Linked DNA regions of Homo sapiens: region 2 is linked to region 1. The links are chromatin loops, found by intact Hi-C in ENCODE. Cell type or tissue: IMR-90. All regions are shown on one strand. Each heading gives the region's core, and the rest is flanking DNA. Links, peaks and the distances in the headings are about the cores only. Region 1 has its middle 65 kb from the start of NAV2-AS5. Region 2 has its middle 7.1 kb from the start of NAV2-AS5.

Evidence for each region. A loop is a pair of places that touch in the nucleus more often than their neighbours do. Peaks named below come from ENCODE experiments on the same cell type or tissue, not always from the same donor. Only the 100,000 strongest peaks of a DNase experiment are listed, where the experiment ranks them.
Region 2: it touches region 1 in a loop (4-fold over the local background); 3 of 110 quality-filtered maps call a loop at or near these places.

What each region holds. Positions count from the first base shown.
Region 1 is chr11:19,440,737-19,443,654 of GRCh38, reverse strand. It overlaps a transcript of NAV2 not described here. Among named protein-coding and RNA genes, the nearest start is that of NAV2-AS5, 65 kb to the left of the region's middle. RefSeq lists enhancers at 1,064-1,153, 565-1,764. In IMR-90, for the core only: no CTCF peak of the experiment used is centred there; a DNase peak (open chromatin) is centred at 1,224; H3K27ac peaks cover 390 bases; H3K27me3 peaks cover 89 bases.
Region 2 is chr11:19,498,635-19,501,552 of GRCh38, reverse strand. It overlaps a transcript of NAV2 not described here. Among named protein-coding and RNA genes, the nearest start is that of NAV2-AS5, 7.1 kb to the left of the region's middle. In IMR-90, for the core only: no CTCF peak of the experiment used is centred there; a DNase peak (open chromatin) is centred at 1,352.

The DNA.
Region 1 (2,918 bases), core at 206-2,705:
CTTTGGGAAGTGCAAGCCCAGGACAGTGAGAAAGAGGAGAGAAGAAAACCCATGTGAAGAAAGGAGCAAAAGGATGCAAAGAGATGCCTTAGTGTGCTGGCCACTGCTTTACCACAAGCTGCTGGCAGATGCAGCAGGTCACCTGACAGGTGTCCTTGCTCAGCATGTGGGACTTTCTGCAAAAGATTTGCAAGGACAAACTGTATCTCAGAGTGGTCCATGGCAGGGAGAGAGAGTGGGGATGCACTGCCCATCTCTTTCAAGTTTCTTCCTTCTCATTGGTCCAACTCCATGGAGAGCTGACTGTATACTTCTCCGTCATTGCAGACCATTGGTGGCCACTGAGAAGGTCAGAAACCATATCCTGCAGTGTAGCATTTCATCCAAGTGTCGCAGTGGAGGAGCAACTCAGCAAGGATAAGGCCTGGCATAGAGGGCATGAAGGCCATGCTGTCCCAGGGCTTCAGCTCAGAGATTCTAGCAAGGATGCTGCCATAGGTGGCAGCAGGACAAGGTAACTGTGACTTCAGGAAGAAGGAAGTGGTATGAGGAATATGATGCCCAAGATTCATGTCTCATTCCCAAAGCTCAAGCTCTTTTTACTACGTTACCTGGCCTCCCTCTCCAGTTAGATCTAAATGTGGGTGTTTCAGACACCTTGATGGGTAGGTAGGGGGACCTCTTTGGGCGGGACTGCATCTCAGATCTTATCCTAAAAGGGACCACATTTCTCCCGATGGTGGAAGGGGCAGCTGAAATTAAAACACCAAAAACACAGGACAATCCACTTCTAAGCTGCTTTAGTCAAGGGAAACAAGCACATTCTTGAAGCTACTGGAAGAGAGAGAATGATACTTTTTATATAGCCTATTGTCACACTTGCTGTAAAGGTTGGGACTCTAGGGCCAAGGCAGCCACAGGGGGACTTGTTTAAGTTTACACAGCCAGTTGGTGGCAGGGTGGAACCAGAGCCCTGGGCCCTTGCTATGATGCCACCATCTCCCAACATCACTGCAGGCTTCTGCAGGCCACCTGAGCCCTGCCCTCTGATCCTGGCCAGCTCTCCCACACCTGGGCTCTCCCAGCAACAGCAGAGAAAGGTCAACTTCTCACATTTGAGAAATGCACCTCCTTTCTAGCCATATCCACCACCAGCGCATGAGTCACCTCTCTGGGGAAAGCCCTCCTCTGTGTTGAGTCATTTCACCTTTGGTTTTGAGTGATTCCAAACCCACAGACGTAATTATCCTTATGTATCAGCCAGCCTTATCACAAGAACTCAGCAACTTGCCTGTGCCGCCAGCAAAAACCAGATAGGAGCGGGAACTGTTTGAAAGCCTCAGGCAATGAGCAGGGGAAATAGGAATGGAGGCCCAGCCTCTTGCCAGGCCAGCCCCCTTTCCTCAACCATTAGGATTTCTGAGAGGGCCTCTGGGATGATGGGGAGGAGGGAGAGTGCAGGTGTGAGTGCACACAGTCTCCCCTCCCCAGGGCCCTCACATTCGGAGCTCCACTCCACTTCCGCCACAGCAGTCCCTGTTTCTAAAACTGGAGATTGCTAGACCAGGAAATGGCAGGCCTGAGCCAGTGGTTCCCAAGCAGCCCTGCCCCGCCTGCCAAGCCATTAGGAGGAGGATTGAGATGATGGGGGAACAGAGCAGGCACAATTAAACCACACGTTGCTATCTTGCAAATGGCATGAGCAATGTGATTTAACAGCTCATTATTAATGGGAAAAATAGATAAGGACCAGGTTCGGTGTCCAGAGGAGAGCTCCCAGACCAAATTGAATACGTGCTAATGCTTGCTTTCAAGCCAGCGGCTGACAGAAGGGTGGATTCCACTCCTGCCCAACTTAGCACCCCCAGCCCCTGGCTCCCTGCTGAAGCCAAGGGAGAAAATGGGCTCCGATAAATTGTCTGCTGCAACCAACATCCTCTCTTTGAGAATAACAACCACAAGAGAAGCACCACATCTGTTGTTTCACAAAATTGGTTAAAAAATAAATAAGAAGTAGCAGCCCACTTACAAGTGCCCACCATAAGACAGAATGAAGGAGTGGGTTGTTTCTAAAAGATTAGGAAGAAATGACGTGCAATGACTTCAGTCTTCTCTGAATCAGATCTCAGTTTCATGCTCTTACTGCTATCTGTACACAGGGCATTGTCAGCCTGTTGAAGGGTGTGTGTGTGTGTGTGTGTGTGTGCGTGTGTGTGTGTGTGTGTCCCAGTGTCCTTTCTTGTACCTCTCCGATCTGTTCTCCTCACAGCAGCCAATGTGATTTGATCACATATCTCTCATGTTTAAAACATTTCAATATCTCACTAGGACTCTTAAGTCAAAAACCAAAATCTCCAACATGGCTGAGAGACCTTGTAGGGGAATCTCCTCCAGGCTCTAGACCCATCCATCTCCAGCCATTCTCCTAGATGATCCCCAGGGTCCAGCCACACTGGCCTTTTGTCCTGCCAAGGCCTTTGCATCGTATTCCTCCCCCGGCATGAGACATTCTTCCCACCTCCTTTTGCCCCTTCTAAACCTAGTTAAACATCAATATCTCAATAAAGGCTTCCTGGGCTTTCTCCTTTATGTGCCCTTCCATCATCCTGTACATCTTCTTTGTATCATGTGCCACAGTTTTAATTACACAATTATTTGTATGGTTAGTTATTTAATGCCTGTTTTCCTCATTACACTGCAAACAATGACAGCAAGGTCAAACTGCATTTTTTCTGTACTGGTTTCTAGACGCTGTGGAAGATTGGCCTACTTAGCGATGGGGCAGAGGTGTTTCAAGATGTTTATCCTGCACAAAGAAAATAATGGGAATAGTTGTTGAGGGAGGGTGAAGGTTAAACCAAGCCTCCATTCATTCATTGAGTTAGTCAATCACCTAGAGTTCACTGAATGCCTAGTCG
Region 2 (2,918 bases), core at 220-2,719, 58 kb before region 1:
TGCCTCAAGATCTGTTTTTGGGAATGTGTTTAGCATTTCTTCCTGCTTGGCCAAACACTGAGGTTTTACAACCAGTGGAGTTGTGGAATTATAGCTACTGTACCATCAACCAGAAAGAAAAAGAAGAAGAAAGGTAGGCAGGTCGGTAGCCAACAGAATCCTAATTAGATGAGGTACTGGAAATGTAGATGACTCCATGTATATAGAGAGAATAGTGGTCCTGCAAAGATAACCACACCCTAGTTGCTGGAATCTGTGAATATATTACACGCAAAAGGGACTGTGCAAATGTAATTAAAATTAAGGACCTTGAGATGGGGGAGAATATTGTGTATTATCCAGGTGAGCATAATCTATTCATGCGAATCCATAAAAGTGGAGAAACTTTCCCCACTGTAGACAGTCAGAGAGAGATGTGATTACAGATGAATGTTCAGAGAGAGGCAAGGTTGCTGACTTTGAAGATGGAAGGAGGAGCCATGAACAAAGGAATGTGGGCACCCCCTAGGAGCTGGAAATGTCAAGGAAACAGATTTTGCCCCCAGAGCACCCAGAAAGAAACACAGCCCTTCCGATGCCTTGATTTTAGCCCAGTGAGACGCTGTCAGACTTCTAACCTATGAAAGTGTAAAATAACAAGTTTGTGTTGATTTAAGCCACTATGTTTGTAGTAATTTATTACAGCAGCCATTGAAAATTAGTATACTTTGTATCAAAAGATCTTTGCCACTCACTAGCTGTGTGACCCAGCCTGAGCAACCTTACCCATCAGAACTAGCATTCCTCAGGGAATCAGAGCAAATTAGATAAAGCATCTGAAAGTTTTATAAGTCTTAAAGTGCATTGCAGAGATAAGATTTTAATATCATTAGTATTGTTATTCCAGTCAATTATACTCTGTTCAAGGGATAGCCCACGAGGGATGGCTGGAATTTTCTAGTTCATAATGCTTAAAAGTAATTTAAGCAACTAATACTATCTTCCTCCTGACCAAATATTTTTCAGATGTGATAAAAGTAAATTTAAAAAAAGACAAGAGGTGCTTAATCATTTCTTCAGGACACTTTTCAAGCTCTATCCTGGATAGTAATTGGGGATAGGAATGGGTGTATCAGCTTTTTATTGCCACACTAACAGTATGTAACAAACTACCCTAAAAGTCTGTATCTAAAAACAAGAAGTATTTATTTCACTTATGAGTCTAGCTCTGTGATCTTGGGTGAGTGTGGCTGGACACTGCTGGCTGTGGCTCAGCTCACTCTTATGACATGGTCAAATGGCTGTTGGGTGACTGGTTCCTTCTTCACATGCCTCTCACCCTCCATCAGACCAGCCTGAGGAGCTTCTCATGGCCACGGAATAGGAGCAACAGTGGAAATGTGCCAAGGTCTTTGTAAGCCTCTGCATATGACATATCTCCGAAAATACCATTGGCTAAGACATATCACTTGGCCAGACTCAGAACCAAGTGGTTCTTTAGTGAAAGAAAATGCAAAGTGATGTGGCAAAAGGGCATGGAGAGGGTGTGTGTGTGCGTGTGTGTGGATGTGTGTGTGTGTGGTTGTGTGTGTGTGTATATATATATAGAATCAGGGCCACTGATAGAGTCAATTTACTACAGAGAAAAGCAAAGGAAATTTGCTTTATTTAAAATTTATTAAGGGCCTACTGTATGCTAGAACTCATCTAAGGGATAGGAGATAAACATAATCTACCCTATGCAGGGAATTTATATTCTAATAGTGTCTGAGATGAGTGCCTAAGGGGCAAAAGAACAACATTTGATGTGCTCTTATAACCTGCCAGGCCTGGGCCAGGCACTGAGGATATAGCTGTGAACCTTATATTATCACATTTACTCTACACAATAACCCTGAAAGATGGGTGTTATGCTTATCCCTATTTAATAGACAGGGAAACCAAGGCTGAGCAAGGTTAAGCTGTCTACATGCCCAAGTTCAAGATACAGAGATACAACTATCTCATTCCAAACCCCAGATTCATTCTGCTACACTCTGGAAGGCATTCCTTCACTGACTCAACACATACTTAAGTGCCTGTGCCAGGCACTGCTCACCTCTCCTTAGAAACGACTCACAACATTTCTCCCTTTGACTATCTGTCAGATTTCACCAACTGCAAACAGAATACCTGCCCTTTCCCACCTTGACCCCTGTGTGGGGTCAGCATGGTTAAGAGATGCTAAGTAACTCCTTTAAAAACAACAACAACAACCCTCTAGCAGGAACAATTTATCATCATTACTGTAACCCCTGGTTCACTTCAATCTTAGGTTCCTGGCCTTTTATTTATAGTACCTTCAAAGAGGTTCCACGTCATTAATTGCTCGCCATTTAGGCCAATTAGATGAGGTTAGAATTTCAGGGTAAATCAGCCCACACAGGTGGCAAAGGCAGCTGTGCCTGCCTGGTGTACTGGCTCTGCCTTTTAAGAAATATAACAGCCCAGAGGTCGTATGAACAGGTTGGCTAGGCTGTATGGCTTGCATGAAATGAATGAGCTATAGACAGATGTTGACCGTGGACTTAATTTCAACAACACAGACTGGAACATGGTGAGAAGTTTAAACTAATGATTTAACCATAGTACTTTGCTACTCAGTGAGGACAAACCTTGGGAGAAAAGCTTATAACAGAGCTGTCAACCTAGTGAATTAAACCTGGCTGAACAAAGCTTTGTACATCTGATTATGATGTGACATCCAACAGCACATGCGGAACCCAGATTCTTGAGAAGAATCTACTTCAGAGCAAGGACCTAAGCTTTCCATCTTTGGAACACAGCAGACAATAGTAGCTCAATAAATATTTGAGTAAGTAAATATGTGGATGAGTGAACAGATGGATCGATGGGCAGGCAGATGGATAGACGAAAGAATGTAACAGAATAAAATATGG